Linked DNA regions of Homo sapiens: region 2 is linked to region 1. Evidence: read pairs that join two places in POLR2A ChIA-PET (ENCODE). Cell type or tissue: B cell. All regions are shown on one strand. Each heading gives the region's core, and the rest is flanking DNA. Links, peaks and the distances in the headings are about the cores only. Region 1 overlaps ELMO1 (engulfment and cell motility 1). Region 2 has its middle 61 kb from the start of NME8.

Region 1 (2,931 bases), core at 187-2,686:
TTTCCTAGATTTCCTTGTTTAGGATGAGACTAACATGCAATAATTGTAAGAGAAATACTGAGTAAAATAGGGCTGGGAAATGGTCTTTGAAGAACTAGAGTTTGGGAAACACTGATGTAAGCCAAAAACCTGGATTTTGTCTGTGACACTTCTGAGGCGAGACAAGGACTGACTTGCCAGAGTTTACCTGTTGGTGACCTTGAGACTGGAATCCAAACGAGATGCTGGTATGTTTGTGAATAATAACAAGGAGAGCTGACCTTTACAGAGCGTCTCTTGTGAGTGGTACCAAGTGATTTATATATGTTATCTCATTTAGTTCTCACTTCAGGCCTTTTTTGAATTAATTACTACTAGTATTTTATTTTATAGCAAATACAAGATGGGTGTGGTGGCTCACACCTGTAACCCAGCACTTTGAGAGGCCAAGTAGGGCGGATCGCCTGAGGTCAGGAGTTCGAGACCAGCCTGGCCAACGTGGTGAAACCCTGTCTCCTACTAAAAATACAAAAATTAGCTGGGCTTGGTGGCGGGCATCTATAATCCCAGCTACTTTGGAGGCTGAGGCAGGAGAATCGCTTGAGCCCAGGAAGCAGAGGTTGCAGTGACCCAAGATTGTGCCACTGTACTCCAGCCTGGGTGACAGAATGAGACTCCATCTCAGTAAAAAAAAAAAAAAAAAAAAAAAAAAGAAAGAAAAAAAGAGGGAGAGAGAGAGAGAGAACTCTAAGTTTAGAGAGGCTGGGTAACTTGCCCAGGGCCATAGAGCCAGAAAGAGCTGAGGTGAAGGAAGGAGCACACCTCTGTCCATCTTAGCTCCCTGAGAATAGTTCACATCAAAGAAGATGTTGAAGAATGGATCCTTTTGTTGGTGTTAAACTGCTAGGCATGAGGGTCCAGAGTCTTGTTCTGGAGACTTGCAAATGATGATTTTTATAGCCTCATTGGAGTGGGGGACTCTGCCTAGGACATCCCCTGAGAAGTTCTCAGTATATCAGCGTATTACAGTTGGAGAAGACTCAAGTAGAAATCAGCTTTCTTTTGTAATATTGATGGTTTTCAAACTCGGCCACAGGTTCCCTTTTTCTCCAATAAAACCCATGACATTTTGCAGAACCAATACTCTGTGGAGCACTTATTTGGGGAACCTAACGTTTTAAACTCATTTTACACATGGGAAATCTGACGTTTGTGATTACTTGGCCAAAGCCAAAACTAGCTGTTGGCAGAGCTTATGTCATTAATTAATTTATTCATTCAACGGATAGACATCCAGTGCCTCCCATGTGCCAAGCATGCTGGGAATTAGTGGTACAGCATTGAACCAGTGGACAAGACACAGATATAAGGAGACACATGTAAATAATTCTCGATAACTATCATGATGCACTGAATGTTTGTGCCCACACCCCCACGCCTCCAAATTCTTATGTTGAAATCCTCATACCTAATATGATGGTATTAGAAAGTGGGGTCTTTGGGAGGGCCTTAGGTCCTGAGGGTGGAGCCCTCTGGCATTAGTGCCCTTATAAAAAGGACCCAAGAGAGCTCTCTGCTGCTCTTTCTGCCACGTGAGACATAACGGGAAGTTGTCAGTCCACAGCCCAGAAGAGCACCCTCACCAGAACCCAACCCTGCTGGCACCCTGATCTCACATTTTCAGCCTCTAGAACTATGAGAAGTAAATTTCTGTTGTTAATAAGCCACCTAGTCTATGGTACTTTGTTAGAGCATCCTGAATTGACTAAGAAAACCATAAATCTATGAAGACTGGAAACCCTAGCATTTCCTGGGTCTTCTTAAGGCAGAGGGCTTGCCTTTTTCATCTTTCATCTTTGTTTTCCCAGTTTCTAGTATGAGGCAGTGATAACACAGCCTCAATAAATATTCGTTGAATAAGCTGTTGATGGATTGGAATCTTTCCCATTCTATAACAAAATGGTTTATTATTATTATTATTATTAAAAATATATAATAATTATTAGTTTTGGTGTGGGTTACTCTTTGGGAAGTTTAAAACAAAATGTTCCAAGAGGTCCCCAGATTGAAATAGGTCTCTTGGTCACCCTTGCTAAGAAACCCAGTTCTGAACAGCATTGACCTTGAACACTCATTACAGGACAGATTATTTGTGAAATGAGTAATGTTTGAAAATCATCTCTGTAGGTTTTTCGGCATTGCTAAATTGTGTCATTGGTTGGAATTTTCAGATCACAACCATATTTTGATTCCCAGGCTTTTGGCCATTTTGCTAATGTGCCAGAATCTCTAAGGCCTAGCCCAATTGCTAATATTGACAAATTCTTGAGGAGTATATATGGTTTGTTCAGGAATAAAACGGATAGGACTCAGAATCTTATCAGCTCATACCTGTAGGTATGGGGCAATCCATCCATCTAGCAATTTTCTAAACTATGTAGCCTACTGTGGGATACTGAATCCCTGCCCATGAGTACTGAGAAGGACTCATGGAAGGATGATAGCTTTCTTTGCATTATTTGTTTCTAGCATAGGAAAACTGGCTAATGTTCGTACAGTATGAGAAGTTTTTAGTCCACTGGACTGGAGATTCGGAGCTGCCCAGGTGGTCAGTGCTGGCAGGAAAAGGTAAAGAAGATCAAAGCATATGGCTTTTCTACTTTGCCTATCTTTTTCTTGAAAGAATTTATGGCTGATGAAGACCATTTTGCTCTGGAGGAAATGATGATCTGTTGGTGGCATGCACCTGGCCTCTTAGTTTGCTTTGTTGTCCTGGGAAGTGGGCAAGTGCCCCACTGGACCTTGATCTGCATTCCACAGGGGACTCCCTGCTTTAGAGGGACCCCTACCCATGAGGTCCAAGGATGACCACCCAGCGTAGCCCCCAGCAAGTACTCACACACACTTCCTCCAGAGCAGATCATTTAGTTTAAGGGAAGGGCATCATCACTT
Region 2 (2,931 bases), core at 328-2,827, 360 kb before region 1:
CTAATATCACAGTTGGTGTACACCTGGTGATGTTATTCGTAATATCTTAGAAGGGTATTCCTCCTAATATTACAGTGGGTTTACACCAGGTGATATTATTTGTAATATCTTAGGGGGATATTCCTCCTAATATCACAGTGTGTGTATACCTTTTGATATTATTCCTAATATCTTAAGGGACATTACTCCTAATATCACAGTGGGTGTACACCTGGTGTGTACACCCGTTGGTATTATTCATAATATCTTAGAAGGCTATTACTCCTAATATCACAGTAAATGTACACCAGCGTGTATATCTGGTGATATTATTCATAATATCTTAGGAAGATATTTTTTATAATATCACAGTGGAGGTACACCCTGTTATATTATTCTTAATATCTTTGGGGAATGTTCTTCCTAATATCACAGTGGATGTACACCCTGTCATATTATTCGTAATATCTTAGGGGGACATTACTACGAATACCTCACGGTGTGTACACCCTGTAATATTATTCATAATATCTTAGGGAGATATTACTCCTAATATCACAGTGGGTGCACACTCTGTGAAATCATTCATAATATCTTAGAAGGATGTTACTCCTAATATTAAAGTGGGTGTACACCCTGTGTTATTATTCATAATATCTTAGGGGGATATTATTCCTAATAATACAGTTTGTGTACAACTTGTGTGTATGCCCTGTGATATTATTTGTAATGTATTAGTTGCTTATTACTCCTAATATCACAGTGGGTGTACACCTTGTGATATTATTTGTAATATCTTAGTGAGATATTACTCCTAATATCACCAATGTTGTACACCCTGTGTCATTATTCGTAATATATTAGGGGAATATTACTCCTAATATTCCAGTGGGTGTACACTCGGTTTGTACACCATGTGACATTATTTGTAATATCTTATGGGGATATTACTCCTAATATCATAGTGGATGTACACCTGTTGTGTACATCCTGTGACATTATTTGGAATATCTTATGGGGATATTGCTCCTAATATCACAGTGGGTGTGATATTATACCCTGTGATATTATTCATAATATCCTAGGGGGAATTTACTCCTAATATCACAGTGGATGTACACCGTGTGATATTTTTCATAGTATTTCAGGGGAATATTACTCCTAATATTATCTTTTATAAGGATATAATTTACCATAGTCATTTGCTAATCATGATCAGGGCAGGCAATGAGAGCAGTTTACTGGAACCAAGACTTCGCTAACCTCAACAGTCTTTAAAACCATGTGAAAAATGAGGAAGCGAGAGAATAGCTTTAGACTGAAGGCTCACAAGGAGGAACAGTGAAAATGAAGAGCCCAGATGAGCCATCCCAGCCACAAAGGAATGTTTATCTCTACAGTTAGTGGTGAAACACATTCGAGAATATTCTCATAAGTAAATGCTTCATTTTCACTCTCAATGTCTTATTTTCAGAAATATTTCTTATTAAAATGAAACACTTAAAAGGTATTTTTCAATGCTGTTTCTCATTGTACTTTTATGTATTGCCCCAAATGTTTCACATTCAGAATGAAAACGACCTGTGGCATGACTTCCTGTGAGACTTTTGTATTCTCAGCAGTAAGCGTCCAATATTTATAACTATAATTTTCCATTTTCAAAGGTCCCTTCTCTCATCAACTGCCATTTGGACATATGGTTTTCTTTGAAGTCCAATCCTCTGGTGATGTAACTTCAACAATGAGGGTTGTTTTCCTCAAAAGTTTTTAATTTTCATATGTCAACCTTCTCACTTTCTGCCCTAACTTCACAGTCATCTGTAGCTGTGCTAAGACATCAAGGCATACTTTTGAGGAAGTATTGGGTGACTACACCCTAAAGATGGAAGGAACTAGCAGTTACAGGAAAACTCAGCACCAAATCATATTATTGCTCAGCTACAGGAATTCAAAAGGACAAAAATGCATAATGCAAGTGCGTTATGGCCTACGTTTAGGTAACAACTGATAAAGTTCTCATTTGCTTTGGAAAAGAGTAAGTATTGTCCCCACCTGTGCCATCTGCTCCACAATCATCCAACAGTGCTTGTGGCCACAGAGATGTAAAACAACAGAATCCAAATGTTATGGAGCCATATGCTTAATTATTTCAAAAAAAGCTCTCAATAAAAGATAAGATTTTAATTCTTATTATCAAAATCAAATATGTACCAATTCAACTCAGCTGGAAAATTTCACATGAAACCAATTTTTCAACTAATTTTAAACAACTCTACTTAAATGAAATTAATTCAAAAATATAAAACCTGGGTTATAGTCCTGAATTTGGACGTATTATCTGACAGTTCCTTATTTTTCAGATAAAACGTGTTCCTGGAATCTTCAGGAGAATGTATGTTCCCATAGAAACCGTGCTATATTTAGGGATTGCTTGTCTAACAAAGGACAAACTAAGAAATAAGTTAGATGTGACCAAGAGTGGAGTATAAAAATAAAAATCAGCTACAATTTGGAACTATGACCAACACAAACTTTAATTGTTCACATTGATGATATTACGATTTCAAAGTACTAAAATCTGTACATATTGCATTTGCAACACAGCTAGAAGAATGCAGGTGTTTCATATATTTTCTTACTATACTCAGAATTCAGCACTTTTTTCTTGGGTAGTGCCAAGATTTTAAAGAAAACTAACAATTCCTTAATACGAGAGCTCAGAAATAATTTACTCCAGAATAATATAATTCTCTTATTTAAGAGATGAAGCCACCCCAATTCGGAGTTTAGGAATTTACCACAAGGCCACAGGGCTACTTAGGGAGAAGATAAAGATGAAAACCAGGGTTTGTGTTCCAAGTCTTTATTTCCACTGCCCCATGATGTACACATGGCAAGGAATTTGAGATAGTCTCTGGCAGACACATTAACTATCTATGGCTTCATTTTCCA

What was found. Peaks named below come from ENCODE experiments on the same cell type or tissue, not always from the same donor. Only the 100,000 strongest peaks of a DNase experiment are listed, where the experiment ranks them.
Region 2: POLR2A ChIA-PET joins it to region 1 with 11 read pairs; 1 of 35 experiments calls an interaction of 5 or more read pairs at or near these places.

Annotation. Positions count from the first base shown.
Region 1 is chr7:37,423,903-37,426,833 of GRCh38, reverse strand. The region is part of intron 1 of ELMO1 (engulfment and cell motility 1); the gene reads left to right. Among named protein-coding and RNA genes, the nearest start is that of ELMO1, 23 kb to the left of the region's middle. In B cell, for the core only: no CTCF peak of the experiment used is centred there; DNase peaks (open chromatin) are centred at 1,163 and 1,553; H3K27ac peaks cover 325 bases.
Region 2 is chr7:37,785,774-37,788,704 of GRCh38, reverse strand. No RefSeq gene overlaps it. Among named protein-coding and RNA genes, the nearest start is that of NME8, 61 kb to the left of the region's middle. In B cell, for the core only: no CTCF peak of the experiment used is centred there; DNase peaks (open chromatin) are centred at 1,304 and 1,804; H3K4me3 peaks cover 918 bases; H3K27ac peaks cover 2,014 bases.